Linked DNA regions of Homo sapiens: regions 1, 2, 3 and 5 are each linked to region 4. Evidence: chromatin contacts called from ENCODE Hi-C or POLR2A ChIA-PET data. All regions are on one chromosome and are shown on one strand. Each heading gives the region's core, a stretch centred on a gene start or an enhancer-like site at or near the end of the contact. The rest is flanking DNA. Distances are from core to core; before and after follow the strand shown.

What was found. Hi-C counts contacts between places; a loop is a spot of excess contacts on that map. ChIA-PET counts read pairs that join two places held with the same protein, here RNA polymerase II (POLR2A). Pooled maps may share reads with other maps.
Region 1: a loop to region 4 is called in a map of naive thymus-derived CD4-positive, alpha-beta T cell, with 23 times the contacts of the local background. The contact joins the promoter of INO80D here to the promoter of BARD1 in region 4. A Hi-C loop is called at or near these places in 1 of 168 maps with a recorded cell type or tissue (naive thymus-derived CD4-positive, alpha-beta T cell) and 3 of 50 pooled maps. POLR2A ChIA-PET finds 5 or more read pairs at or near these places in 1 of 52 experiments (activated CD8-positive, alpha-beta T cell).
Region 2: a loop to region 4 is called in a map of CD8-positive, alpha-beta T cell, with 39 times the contacts of the local background. The contact joins the promoter of FASTKD2 here to the promoter of BARD1 in region 4. A Hi-C loop is called at or near these places in 1 of 168 maps with a recorded cell type or tissue (CD8-positive, alpha-beta T cell) and 7 of 50 pooled maps. POLR2A ChIA-PET finds 5 or more read pairs at or near these places in 1 of 52 experiments (OCI-LY7).
Region 3: a pooled map shows a loop between it and region 4 (30-fold over the local background). The contact joins the promoter of FARSB here to the promoter of BARD1 in region 4. A Hi-C loop is called at or near these places in 6 of 50 pooled maps.
Region 5: a map of ascending aorta shows a loop between it and region 4 (26-fold over the local background). The contact joins the promoter of CCNYL1 here to the promoter of BARD1 in region 4. A Hi-C loop is called at or near these places in 1 of 168 maps with a recorded cell type or tissue (ascending aorta) and 10 of 50 pooled maps. POLR2A ChIA-PET finds 5 or more read pairs at or near these places in 1 of 52 experiments (OCI-LY7).

What each region holds. Positions count from the first base shown.
Region 1 is chr2:206,084,818-206,087,517 of GRCh38, forward strand. It overlaps INO80D (INO80 complex subunit D), which reads right to left and starts at 1,357. Exons shown (of 11, transcript NM_017759.5): 1 at 1,084-1,357. It overlaps INO80D-AS1 (INO80D antisense RNA 1), which reads left to right. Exons shown (of 2, transcript NR_186084.1): 2 at 1,140-2,687. RefSeq lists silencers at 88-382, 284-333, 374-573, 594-763, 844-1,053 and enhancers at 1,104-1,393, 1,120-1,939, 1,444-1,493, 1,504-1,613.
Region 2 is chr2:206,764,182-206,766,881 of GRCh38, forward strand. FASTKD2 (FAST kinase domains 2) reads left to right here and starts at 1,425. Exons shown (of 12, transcript NM_001136193.2): 1 at 1,425-1,566; 2 at 2,463-2,700. The coding sequence starts at 2,513. MDH1B (malate dehydrogenase 1B) reads right to left here and starts at 1,147. Exons shown (of 12, transcript NM_001039845.3): 1 at 1,069-1,147. The coding sequence starts at 1,090. RefSeq lists enhancers at 926-1,065, 1,316-1,695.
Region 3 is chr2:222,654,781-222,657,480 of GRCh38, forward strand. It overlaps FARSB (phenylalanyl-tRNA synthetase subunit beta), which reads right to left and starts at 1,312. Exons shown (of 17, transcript NM_005687.5): 1 at 1,236-1,312. The coding sequence starts at 1,293. It overlaps LOC124907985 (a long non-coding RNA gene), which reads left to right and starts at 1,653. Exons shown (of 2, transcript XR_007088095.1): 1 at 1,653-1,731. RefSeq lists an enhancer at 1,373-1,422 and a silencer at 1,539-1,735.
Region 4 is chr2:214,808,247-214,810,946 of GRCh38, forward strand. BARD1 (BRCA1 associated RING domain 1) reads right to left here and starts at 1,437. Exons shown (of 11, transcript NM_000465.4): 1 at 1,166-1,437. The coding sequence starts at 1,323. It overlaps SNHG31 (small nucleolar RNA host gene 31), which reads left to right and starts at 1,983. Exons shown (of 4, transcript NR_110292.1): 1 at 1,983-2,186. RefSeq lists enhancers at 376-425, 716-795 and a silencer at 1,346-1,915.
Region 5 is chr2:207,710,190-207,712,889 of GRCh38, forward strand. CCNYL1 (cyclin Y like 1) reads left to right here and starts at 1,451. Exons shown (of 10, transcript NM_001330218.2): 1 at 1,451-1,927. The coding sequence starts at 1,708. RefSeq lists enhancers at 643-842, 853-902, 1,255-2,251 and silencers at 1,123-1,572, 1,993-2,102, 2,115-2,274.

The DNA.
Region 1 (2,700 bases), core at 107-2,606, 8.7 Mb before region 4:
ATTGTCCGGCAGAAACACCACCTGAGTTTACCTCCTCCTTCCCACCCCAAAAACCCAGTCACTAACTAATAAAGCTAAGAAAAGCCCCTTGCAAACTTTTCCAAACCGGAAGAGAAGGCCCTCTCCCCAACCTGGGGGGCTCTAGGGGGAAGGGGCTGGAGTTAGCAGCCCCGAATGGGCTCGCGGGGAGTTGGGTGGGGCGCGGGCGAGGGGTGCAGGGGCGGAGTACCTTCTTCAATGGACAGGAACTGGCAAAGAGTTTCAAAATAGCCGAGTGCGCTCCCCCACGCCCTGGGGGGTCCCGGGCGCTAGGACCAGGGCTCCCCGGAGAGACAGCGGCCCCCAGTTCGGGCCTAAAAGGAAACTTTCTGGGCCGCGGCTGCACCTGACTCCTCACCGCCCCTCCACCCGACCCCACGCCCGCCAGGCCGCCCGCCCCGCCCCGCCCCGGCCTGGCCGTCCGGAGCGCGGAGGAGGGGGATAAATAAATTCAACTCTTACCGGAATCTGGGGGCCGTCTGCGAGAGACCCGGGGGAAGGGGAGCCGGGCGCCCATTCCCCACTCCCCACTCCTAGGCCCTGACGCCCCTGTCCCGGCAGCCCGGGCCTGCCGCCCCGCGGGAAAGCCTCCGGGCCGGCGCGGGATTCGGCCCAGCAGCGCCGCCGTCCCACCCGGAGACCCCGGGGGACTCGAGGGGGCGCGCGGAGGCCCGGGGTGCGGGGGCAGGGCGCGGCTGCCGTGGGGCCTACCGGCCCGAGGCCTACCGGCGCCCCCCCCTCCCGCCGCACACCCCCACCTGGCCCGCGCAGGCCGCTCCGCTCGCCCCACTCCGGCTCCGGCTGGACCCCTGCCCGCCCGCCGTCGCCGCCCGCGGGCGCCCCGGAGGCCCTCAGGCCCCCGGCCTCCACCACCCGGGCGCCGGCCCCACTCACCCTTTCATTCTCCGCCCGGGGCCTGGCGTGGGCCGGCGAATCCCCGGCCTCACGTAAGCGCGCTCGCCGCCCGCCCAGCCTGCGCGGCCCAGCCCGCCGCCCTACGGGAGCCCGGGGATGTGGGCCGGGCCTGGGGCCGCCTCTGCTTACCTTTCAGCTGCTTTTTTTTTTCTCCTTCCCCCCTGTTCCCTCGGCTGGGCTGACAGATCAGAGTGAGAGGCGCTGGCAATGGACTAGGAAGCTCGGCTGCCGCTGCTACTGCTCCCCCCTGGGCTCCGGCGAGAGCCTTTCCCTGTCAAGCAAGAGGGGTGAGGATCATATTTTTATTTTGGAAACTAAAAAGTGCTCCCAGGGTCGGTGATTATTAAGGGGAAATCCCTGAATATACTCTCCAGCCAAGAAGGCAGGGCTGCCGGGGCTGTACAAGAAGAGGCAGCAGCCTCCTACAGCACCACTACAGGCACTGCGAGGACATAACACCAGAGAGCTGCTCCTCTGCCCTCCGAAACGACAACTTTCCTACCATCTTGGAGGCAGAGCAAAGGGGGGCCAGGGGGAAAAGTGCACCCGCTCCCGATAAAGTACAAATTTTTACTTCTCATCTCTGGAAAAAAGTCCACACCGGCCGTCTACACCCGCGCCTGGGGGAGAAAGCAGGGAAGAAACGGGGGGTGCATGAGAAACGTTTTCATTTGCTCCAGGGGGAAAAATGTTTCTGCATCTTCTGATGGAAAGAAATCTTTACAAGACACAGGTTTTCCGGTGGTTATTGTTTTTTATTTTCTGTTTTTAATTTTTTTCATGTTAGTGACAGTGATATTTTAATATTTTTTTAAGCCAGTAATAATTTTTCTCCATTACAGGGCTAAGTTCTGTGGCTGGTGGTCAGTTTGTAAATTTATACTTAAAGAGACTTAATAGTAACTTCATTTATTTGTCTGGTTATGTTATTGTATATATAAATATTTATGTTTTCATATATTGCATATAAAAATTTGTGTTACATGTTACTCTCAGAACAGATTGCTGTAAGACAATTGTAAAAAAACATGTCTTTCGTCTGTTTCTCAAAGCAATGTAAATAAAACCTATGGACTGTCCAGAAAGGCATGATACAGTGTGTCATTTTCCACAGTGCAGATAAAGGCAGCTATCACTGGGGATTTAAAAACGGCCCCTGTTTCTGGAAATTCTGTTATGCTGCCCATACAGAAAGGATACAGTAAAACTGGAAAGAGATTTTAAAGACAGCCTTAGATTTTTCTTGAGGTAAAATAGCTTATTAAGAATTATATCCGGGCATTTAATTTTTTTATTTATTTAGATTCTTTAAACTCTAGCTAGATCTTTGGTGCATTACACATGTTGCTATCTGCTTTTTGTGTCACAGAATTGAGAAATGTGGCTATTTTTGTTAGTTATGTTAGTTCAGAACTTCCAATGTGCTGCCAGCCTGTATGATAGACTTTTTGTATATTGCAGTGGATGTCATGAATTTACTTTTTTAAATGAGCAAAGCTTACTAGATAAATGGGATCAGAGTTAAACAATGCTGTTAGCACAGAGGTGAGAGGGACAAAGGGTACCCATTTACATCGATTCCAATAGAACGCTTATTGGAGGATAAATTGCAGAGACATTTTTCTATTTTTGTGAAGAAAGAGAAAAATAATAGAAAAAGAACCGACTATCTTTGTATGTTCTACTGGGGATGATGATTTAAATCTTGTATTAAAAGTTATTTTTCTAACACATGTTGACTAACCT
Region 2 (2,700 bases), core at 175-2,674, 8.0 Mb before region 4:
CAGCTACTTGGGAGGCTGAGGTGGGAGGATCGCTTGAGCCCAGGAGGTCAAAGCTGCTGTGAGCCACGATTGCACCACTGCAATCCAGCCTGGGTGACAAAGTGAGAGCCTGTCTCAAAAAAAAAAAAAAATCTCCTGTGGATGGTAGATGTCAATTGTGTTCAATGCATCAAAGAGATCAAATAAGTCAAAGACTAAACAGCTTCTATAAAAGTCAGTGGTGACTTTGGTGACAGCAGTTTCTGTCAGGAAGCAGAAGTAGAAGCCTTCTTCCAAGACTGATTGGAAGGCAGAACTGGAGATGGAAGAGCAGTCTACTCTTTTAAGAAACTTTACGAGGAGAGGAGGTAGGTACCATGGATTGTTGTAATAAAAGCCTTCTCAGTTGAGTCCTTGCTGTCAACCAGCACTTTCAATCATTCTCTCCGTTGCTGCCAAGACAGGCTTCCTAAAATGCAAACTCATTAAGACTACTCTCCTGCTTAAAATTTTTCTATAATTCCTCATTGCTTTCAGGATACAGTTCAAACACCTTTGCTTGACCTACATGAAATGCAAGGACCTGGCTCCTGCTCCTGTTGTAGCCCCAGGTCCTGTCACGCCCCACATATCCAGATCTTCTGTTAGGCCAGGAAGCTTCCTGCCTCTCTGCTTTTATTTGGAATAGCCTCCTCAGCTCACACCTTCACAACTCAGCTCCTGTAATACCTTCCCCAGCCAGTTCCTTGTGTCCACCTCTCCCTCATCCCCCAAACCCAGATTAGGAGTCTACGCTCCCAGAGGCCTGTGCAGGTCTCCTTCATCGCGTTAATCACACCGTATCAAAAGTACATGTTCTGTGCCCCATGAGACTGAAAGCTCCTCTAAGGCAGGGATATGTTTCCCTCCATTGCATCCCCAGTGTCCCACAATGCTTGGCGCACCGTCACGGTCCAGTAAAAAACTTTGAATAAATCTATAGCAAAGCATGGAGCGGTCCGTATAGAGGCTGCCAAGCCGAGCGGCCATGGGAGGTGAGCTGTTGTCGGCGTTTTGAGCAATCTGCGGGCGGACGCGGGGATCACTCACCCGCGATGACGAATTTGGCCATGGTCGAGAGAGACTCAGAGGCAGGGACCGCGGCTTCGCGGTTTCCTGGCAACCACGCAGCCAAGGGCAAGGCGCAGGCGCACTACAAAGTCTGGCGCCCAGCAGAGGTTAGGTGTTTAAAGTTAGGACCTGAATGGGTTACGTTGCGATACACGATCAAACATCGCCCTTATAAGCTCTGTGGTATCCCCGAGCCCCACTCCTGTATGCAGGGAAATTAGTCATTCTCCTTGGTAAACTTTCTTCAAGTAAGTCCTTCAGCTACAGCCGCGAACATATGCTTTTTGACCTTTGAGGGAATCCGTAAGATCTCGTGAGAAGCGCAGCTTCTCGGGGAAGCTGTCATGGCTGCTCCTGTACGTAGTCACGGTCTTGTGCTCTAAGGTGAGTGGAGGACGAGCTTGGGCTTAGCGGCAGCCCGTATCACATCCTAGACTTTTTACTTCGAGGAGAAGAGTCTCACGAGTTGTCCTGGAAGTAAGTTTAAAGGAGGTGGGTTAATGCTGGGCGGCCCAGCTGCGGAAGGACAGGCTCTTGAAGTTGGTTCTGGGGTCTGGTGAGGCTGGCTGGTTGTATAAGATCTTCCTCTTAAGCGCAGGCCACGTGCAGACATCGCTTTCGTTTTCTGCTTCTTCCACTGAGCCGTTCTACCTGCCCAGGTCCCTATTCTTGATGGTCTGGGTTCGGCCGTTGCTAAATCGTCATGTTGAAAATGATCTATCAGCCGGGCGCGGTGACTCACGCCTTGGGAGGCCGAGGCGGGTGGATTACCTGAGGTCAGGAGTTCAGGACCAGCCTGGCCAACATGGTGAAACTCCGTCTTTACAAAAAATACAAAAATTAGCCGGGCGTGGTGGCATACGCCTGTAATCCCAGCTACTTGGGAGGCTGAGACAGGAGAATTGCTTGAACCTGGGAGGTGGAGGTTGCAGTGAGCCAAGATCGCGCCACTGCACTCTAGCCTGGGGGACATAGCAAGACTTTGTCTCAAAAAAAAAAAAAAAAAAAAAAAAAACAGAGAAGAGAAAAGAAAATGATCTATCAATGCTAATCCCCTAATTTTCACCGAGGACATTTCCATAACAATGCCAACAAAAGTCTCTCCTACAGAGAAAGCTTTATGGAACGCTTTTGCACCAGAAAAATCTCATTAATACAATGACTACTTCCAAAGTGACCTGGCTTCTTTGAAACTGGACACATTGTGGTAGATTGGAGGGAGCCCACATTGGTAAAAAAAACTTTTACTGTTTTATGTAAATGTTTAATGGCTCCATAGGTTCCCCATTTTCTCTTCTGTTAAATGCATTTCATTTCTTTAAGTAAAAGTTTTGTTTTAATTTTTATTCTTTTCATTACTTCTTCCCCTACAGGAAAACGACAGCACGTGTTCTTTTTCACTAGTAGAAGTGACGTTGGTTTCATGTTGACAACTTTGAAGCCATTTGGAAGTGTTTCAGTGGAGAGCAAAATGAATAACAAAGCGGGCTCCTTTTTCTGGAACCTTAGACAATTCAGTACATTAGTTTCAACAAGCAGAACTATGAGGCTATGTTGTTTGGGACTTTGCAAACCAAAAATAGTTCATTCAAACTGGAACATTTTAAATAA
Region 3 (2,700 bases), core at 62-2,561, 7.8 Mb after region 4:
ATCTTATTCTGGGAAGCGGTGGCTGTCATTAAACCAATTAGGCCTTTGTTAACACACTGAGCCCTAAAAACAAAAAAAACAGCTCTCACGAACCAGTTGGTCCAGCCTTTATACAAGCTAAAAATTATGGGGTGGGGGCCGGGCGCGGTGGCTCACGCCTGTAATCCCAGCATTTTGGGAGGCCGCGGCAGGTGGATCACGAGGTCAGGAGTTTAAGACCAGCCTGGCCAAGATGGTGAAACCTGGTCTCTCTAAAAATACAAAAAAATTACTCGGGCGCGATGGCGGACGCCTGTAATCCCAGCTACTCGGGAGGCTGAGGCAGAAAATTGCTTGAACAGGGAGACGGAGGTTGCTGTCAGCCGAGATCGCGCCACTGCACTCCAGCCTGGGAGTGCAGACTCCGTCTCAAAAAATAAAAATAAAAAAAAAAATAGGGTGGGGCAGCTGCTACGGCTGTGAGGTAACTGATAACTGCATTTAATATCTCCCTCCTTTTTTTCAATGGTTGTGTTTTTAGAACTGATTAAAAGATGAAATGTAGAATGAAGTCTACACCCATTTAATACTCCCCATTCAGGTCTCAGATCAAATGTTACCACCCTATCTAAAGTTGTTCTTGGCACAACACCTTTTCTTTCCTTGATGGCATTTAACATTATCCGAAATCATTTTATTAACGTGCTGGTTAATTGTCTGCCTCCATCAGACAGAACGTGGACCTGACGTGTCGTGTGCACAGCTCTAGTCCTAAGCTCTTAGAACAGTGCCTGACACATAACAGGCGCTCAGGAAACATTAATAAAACGAAGACAGGTGGAATGCCGTTCTCCACCCCGCTGCACAAATCTCTCCTCCTACCCCCTTATAAACTGAGTTCCCACAGCGCTGCTATTGCAATTAACTGGCTACGCTCGGGATGCAACCCCGGGTTTCCTTCCTGTTCTATCCCCTGGCTTGGATGTCGGTGCCAGGCACGCTGTAGGCACTCGATGGCAGATCGCTGAATGAATGACACGGCAAGCCGGGCACAAGCAGTGGCACCGCTGCGATGCCGGTTCCGAGGCTACCACAGCCCAGCCGGACCGCCACCATCATCGGCCTTCCCGCGTAAACCCCGGCCTCCCGGAGCCAAAACCTTCAGGAAGGCATGAATGTCGCCACATTGCCCTTTTGGAGGGAGGCCCTGCCTCCGAGAAGAGGCGTAGGGCCCAACGTATAGGGCCGCCACTCACTGTAGGTGCGGCCCAGGGCTTGGAAGAGCAGATCACGCTTCACGCTGACAGTCGGCATGGTGTGTCGAACTCACTGCGCCTGCGCAGCGAGCTGACCCGGGCTTCCCTAGCGAAGCGCGTAGGACCCGCCTCTTCTTGTGCGTGTTGTCTTGAATATCGCCATTCTGCTGGCAACAGTTCCTGTTCTCTTTTTAACCTAAAAACACTCATCATGCCATTACCTCGCTGATTAAATGTATCTTTATGAGACTAATAGCTTAAAAGCCTGTAAGAAAGATATAATTTGATAGAACTGGCTAGGATTTGTCAGGCATTGTAATGTACTGACCCTGAAGTCCCGGATGCTTCCAGGGCGCTAACGGCCGGGGACGCCCACCAGGTGGGCGGGGCGAGAGTGGGGCGCGTCAGGGAGGGGGTGGGGCCTCCACGTGGGAGATCTTGCCTGGAGGTGGTGGAAATGCGAGTGGAGAGGGTTCAAGGCTTCCTGCAGAGAAAGGTGTGCAAATCCTGGCGGCGGGAGAGGGGCTGTTAACAGACCTCAGTTTTTACTTCATTCTTTAATCTCTCCTCTACTCGTATAAGTGATATACCTGTGCTTTGTTTGAACTTTACGGCAGCCCTATAAGGGAGGCATTGTAAGAGACCTCTTTTTTTGTCTATTTGCTCAGTGCTCTCTGCTGTCAGTGGGCTGTGCTCAGCCCTCTGCCAGCATTAAATTTCCTCCTTAAAACAACCCTGAGTGTAATAGGCTGAATAACGGCCCCCAATAATATCAGACCCTAATCCCTGCAACCTCTAAATGTAACTTTATATGGAAACAGCGTCTTTGCAGGTTAAGTTAAGGATTTTGAGATGAAGATTATCCTGGATTCGAAAGACGAACACTAAATGGAATCACAGTATCCTCATCAAATCATAAAAGGGAGGTTGAGAGAGACGATTTAGCCACGGTGGCAGAGATTGGAGTATGGCAGCCACAACCCAAGGATGCCAGCAGCCACCAGAAACAAAGAGACAAGCACACACTGGGGGTGAGGGGGTGGAGGAGCGGGGAGCATCAAGAATAGCTAATAGATGCTGGGCTTAATACTTAGGTGATGGGATGATCTGGGCAGCAAACCACCATGGCATACATTTACCTATGTAACAAACCTTCACATCCTGCACATGTATCCCTGAAATAAACAGAGACAAGGACAGATTCACGCCCAGCCCATGGGGCAGCCCTATAATGCATGCTGATTTGGGCCCAGTGAAACTGATTTTGGGTTTCTGGCCTCCAGAACTGTGAGAGCATAAATTTATGGTTTAAGTCAGCAAGTTCGTGGTAATTTGTTTCAGCAGCCAAGGGAAACTAATACATCAAGATAGGTACCATTATCCCTGTTTTACAGGTAATGAAACTAAGGCACAAACTGGCAGTTCCAGGGGGAGCCTTGCCCTAATCCTTTCTACTGTACAGTGA
Region 4 (2,700 bases), core at 187-2,686:
AAAATACAAAAAATTAGCCGGGCATGATGGCGGGCGCCTGCAGTCCCAGCTACTTGGGAGGCTGAAGCAGGAGAATGGCGTGAACCCGGGAGGCGGAGCTTGCAGTGAGACAAGATCGTGCCACTGCACTCCAGCCTGGGCGACAGAGCGAGACTCCGTCTCAAAAAAGGAAAGAAAAGAAAAAGTTGTGTTACTTATACTTTATGCAACTAGGTAACTTAAGTTCTGCAAGTTAGAAATCAAAGGGGAAAAAAGTCCAAAAAGGATATAAACTTTTGACAGCTACAAATAACAAAAAAACTGCCAGTGATCTTCATACAGAAATACTTAGCTGTACACACAGCAAGTGCTCAATAAAAATGCTTTTCAGAAGAAATGAAAATGAGACAAACCTTTCTTGGGTTTTACAAACCTTCTTGGTTTGTATACTAGAAAGAGCTACACGAAAAAAAGCAAGAAGTAACACTCATGAAAATGTCTTTGGACGGAATGAAAACCCTGAGAGGACTCCCATAATGTGACAGCATGAAGGAAAACAATAAACAGCATCACTAAGAGCGGGGACACCAGACATACAGTCTTTTGAGCAAACTAAGAAAATGAGAAATTCCGTGCCATCTTCAATCTACAACTATGGTAGATATCCGATGCTCCATCCCATCTCACTCGAAAAAGCTGGCACGGAGAAAATGTCAAAAAGGCCAGTTTAACTTAGAGTGGCAGCTGCTTCTAATTTAGAGGGTCTCCGGGGCGGCCCGCCAGCCCAATTCGCCACAGCTCCCGGAAAGCAGCGGGGTAATCCAGGGCCGGGTAAAAAATGCAGAAGCCTCAGCCCCACCCCAGCCCGATTCAAACTCTGGAGGCGCGACCGGGATGAACATTTTTTTAGCCACACCTCCAGACGGTTCTTCAGCCCGCTGAAGTTCAAAAACTACCGTTTCAGTTGGATTCAGGGCAAGGGGAGGCCGGTAAGTCGCCCAAAAATAAAGTGAATGAGAAGCAGAAGTTGTTAATACTATATCCCCCGGCAGGTGCTAACCGCACGCCGACCCGACTGCAGCGCGGGAACGGAAGGAGGAAACGGAAGATTTGAAAAGATTCTGCCGCCCCCAGAAACTGTGCGACCCGTGCCCTCGCAGCCACCCCCAAGAAGCTCCGTCTTTACCAACGCGAGCAGCGCAGCAGCTTCTCCAGGCGGTCGAGCGCGGCGCGACTGTGGGCCCAGGCACCGCGACCATCCGGTTCCATGGCGGGCGCGGAACGAGGCTCGTTCCCGGAGCGGATCCTCGGCTGCCGGTTCCTCGGCTGCCGATTATCCGGCATCGTCCCGCCTTCGGATGAAAGGCTCCTCGCAGAGCGGGAAGCAAGGAAGCCTCGGGAAACCACAGGGAAGCTGCAGGCCAGCGACTCGAAACCGGCCAAGCTCTTCCCGCGTCTGGGACGGCGGGCCGCCAGAGGGGCGGGGCGCGCGGGGAGGGGCGGGGCACGGCGGCCGCAATGCTCCCAAAATAGGGACTCGCAGGGCACAGGGGCGGGGCCGCGAGAGCCAGCCGCTGGCCGAGTGGGCGGGACCTAGGGGTGGGGCTGGAGGCTGAAACTTGCCAAAGTCCCGGCGTGTGGGACTTAGGGGAGGGGCCGCGAGAGCCGTGGGACCGAGGGGGCGGGGCCGGACGGCTGAAACTTGCCAAAGTCCCGGCGCGCGGGTCCTAGGGGCGGAGCCGCGAGAACACGCCGGGGACAGAGGGGGCGGGGCCTAGGAGCCTCGGGGCGGGACAGGACGGTCGAAACCGAAGTCCTGGCGCGCGGGGCCCAGGGGCGGGGCCTAGGGGCCTCGGGGCAGGACAGGACGGCTGAAACCGAGGTCCCGGCGCGCGGGGCCCAGGCGCCGTGCAGTGAGAGCACGCCGCTTGACCGAAGGGGCGGGGCCTGAAGGCTGAGCGCAGTCGCGAGGCTGTAGTTGGCAGGAGAGCGGGCGGGGCCTGAAGCCCCTCTGGGCTGCCTGGACGGATGAAGTCCAGGTGGAAAGCCAGTCGACGTTTCCCGGGAGCTACGACTCCAGGGACCCTCATCCGAGCTTAACCGTTGGAACAATCACAAACCCAGAAACTTTTAGCTGAGTGTTATTTATAAAAAGCGCTGTTTTGACTGCTGTTGGACTTGGAAAAGCTTTGCCCACGATACTGAAGGTACCACTCTTTGTTCCTAAGAAAGCAACCTTTTCTTTCCTCTCACCTCAGCTGTGGCGTATATTGTAACTGAGTAAAAATAAGGAAAGTTTCTAATTCTAACTAGTTAACAAATATCAGCTCAAAGGCATGTCTGAAAAGATCTGGTTTACTTTTAAAATATTGGTATAAAATTTCAAAAAGGGTTTTTTTTGTTAGAGAGTGTGTCCACCTTCCTCCTCCAGATCTTTCACTGATCGCCGTAATTTACAGATAAGACCTACAGAGCAACCCGTCATGCCTTCCTGCCGCGCCCCAAGTTCATTTCCAAGTCCTTGCATTTTTTCCCCCTAACTTGTCTCGAATGCACCCATTTTCTCTCCGTCTCTGCTCCACAACATCCCCAGTTGCCTCGTCCTCGCCTGGTTTCCTGTCGTAGCTTTCTAGCTGATATCCAAGTGTCTATCCAGGTCCCAGCCAGTCCCGAGACTGCGGTGTGGCCGCCTAAAACATTTCCAAACACAAAACTCATCGT
Region 5 (2,700 bases), core at 201-2,700, 7.1 Mb before region 4:
AAAAAAAACAAAAAAAAAACAATCCCATTTTGCAGGTTTTATAGAAGAAATTGGGACGCAGAAGTTAAGTTACTTCCGCAAGCTTACATGACTGCTCAGGGTGAGGGTCCCTGATCATGATGATCAGAAAATAAAGGTAGAAATCAAGCTTAGGGAGGAAGTGACATTGTGTGTATATATATATATTTGTTTATTTATTTTTATTTTTATGTTTTATTTTTTTGAAACGGAGCCTAGGTCGCCCAGGCTGGAGTGCAATGGCGCGATCTCGGCTTACGGCAACCTCTGCCTCCCGGGTTCAAGTGATTCTCCTGCCTCAGCCTCCCGAGTAGCTGGGAATACGGGCGCGTGCCACCATGCCCGGCTAATTTTTTGTATTTTTAGTAGAGACGGGATTTCACCGTGTTAGCCAGGATGGTCTGGATCTCCTGACCTGGTGATCCGCCCGCCTCGGCCTCCCAAAGTGTTGGGATTACAGGCATGAGCCACCGCGCCCGGCCGGGATTGTTTTTAAGGGTTAAATAAATATACCACAGTTGGAACACTGTCTGGCACATAGTGCTTGCCAAATGGTAACTATTCATCTTCATGGAATCAAGACTGTGGTGCCCCACTGCATGGTTCTCAGTTTTGCGTGAGAAAATCGTGCTTTCTGTGCTGTTTTTAGTACAAGAAGAGAAACCTGGAAGTCCCTGCCTAGAGGAGAGAAACAGGCAAGAAAAGGGAGTTGGCGAGTCCCAGCATTTCAGAGTTGGCAGGGACGAGTTAGGTCCCTATTTTATGGATGAGGAAGTGGAAGGGTGACGTGTCCTCGAGTCTCATTCAAGACCCACAGCCACAACTCTTTATGGAGAGTAGGACCAGGGCCCCAGGGTTGCTATGATCACGTTGCAGGTGAAAACTAACGCTCATTGGAAGACAGGAGCGGAGCACTGAGTTACAAAAACAGTTAACAATTTGGGTGTAACCAAGTTTAGTGAGCAAACGAAAGCTGTCAGACTCGGAAGAAGAGTTGCTAATGGAGCGAACTCTTTACTAATAACGGCTTTCTACAGAGATCATTGACACAGCTTCCAGTTACAAATGCCCGTGCGCTTCCAGTAGGACCGGAAAGCTCCCAGCAGCCAGCGATGAATGAAAACCCGAGTCTGGGATAGCGGCGTGAGGGGCTGGGCAGCTGCCAGGCGGGGGCGGGGCAGCAGGTCACGTGCCTGGCTTCGAGGCGGGCGCCGGAGGGGGAACTCTGACCATGATTGGTTCCTCCTAACCAGGTGACCGCAGGTCGCGTTCCGGTTGGCAGGCACCGGCCAGGGCCAGCGGCCTTCAGTCGGTAGGCGGCGGCGGAAGGAGGAGGAGCTCCAGCCGCGCTCTCTCCCGGCAGTGGCTGTGCTTCACAGCGCTTGTTGGGTTCCCCACCCCTTTTAAATAAGCCGGGCTGGTCACCGCCCTCGCAGACGAGTCAGCTTAAGGGAGGCGGCGGCAGCGCGGCGGTGGGGGTGCGGCCGAGGCCCGAGCCCTGCCCGGGGCCGGGCCGCGGGGCGGGCGGGCGAACCGCGGGCGAGGCGGCGTCTGCTTGCGCGGTGCAGCCCCAGCGTAGCCCGGGGCTGCCGGTGCCGGCCGCGCCATTGTTGGGGGAGGGGGCGGCTGTTGAGGGCGGCGGAGTAGGGGGCGAGCGAAGGCGGTGGCAGAGAGGAGCGGAGGCTTCCCATGGGGAACACGCTGACCTGTTGCGTGTCCCCCAATGCCAGCCCCAAGCTGGGCCGGCGCGCGGGGTCGGCGGAGCTGTACTGCGCGTCCGACATCTACGAGGCGGTGTCCGGGGACGCGGTGGCGGTAGCGCCCGCTGTGGTGGAGCCTGCCGAGTTGGATTTCGGAGAGGGCGAGGGCCACCACCTGCAGCACATCAGCGACCGCGAGATGCCCGAAGGTAAGGAGGCGGCGGATGCCATCCGCCCTCGGGCTCACCTCTGCCCGCCTCCTCCCCCAGAGTCCCCCGGGAGGCATCCGCCGCCTCGGGCTCCTTCCTGCCGGTAGCCGGCCCCGGGACGAAGGCTGGTTCTGCCTCGCGTCCCCACCCCTTATTCTTGCCCTGCTGCGTCTGGCCAGTTTCTTTTCCTCCTCCTTACCGTAACGCCCAGTTCTTGCTCCCGCTTCCCATTCTCCCAAGCCGGCGTGGGACCCTCTAGTCCGCCGCCCTTCTTGTTTGTAGCTCTGTTCATTGTCTGGTGGGACTTTGCTAAGACTTTTGGGGTATATTGTTTTCCTTTTCTCAATGGAAACTCAAATACCTCAACTTCGGAGTACTCATCCCATTCCCTCCCTTAACCCATCCAGATGGTACCTAAGTGAAGGAACCAGGTAAGGGTCTGATTGTTCCTTCCTCCCATCCGTGAAGATAGCTGATGCCCGCGACAGTTTAGACCCAGATGTTTGAGGATTTCTTATCTAGACTCAAAATAGAGGTTGCCATAGGAGACACTATATGGTATTCCTAATAGGTTAAGTCGGCGTGAAAGAAGCTGCTTTATTCCTTCCAACTATAATTTGAACACAGAAAGAAAGAAAATGGGGGGAGGGGCGTAAAATGACTGTGAAGGGTGTGAGAGGTTATTACCAGGGGTGCAGACAAGTTGTTTTTTTGAGACGGAATCTCGTTTTGTCGCCCGCCCAGGCTGGAGTGCAGTGGCGCGATCTCGGCTC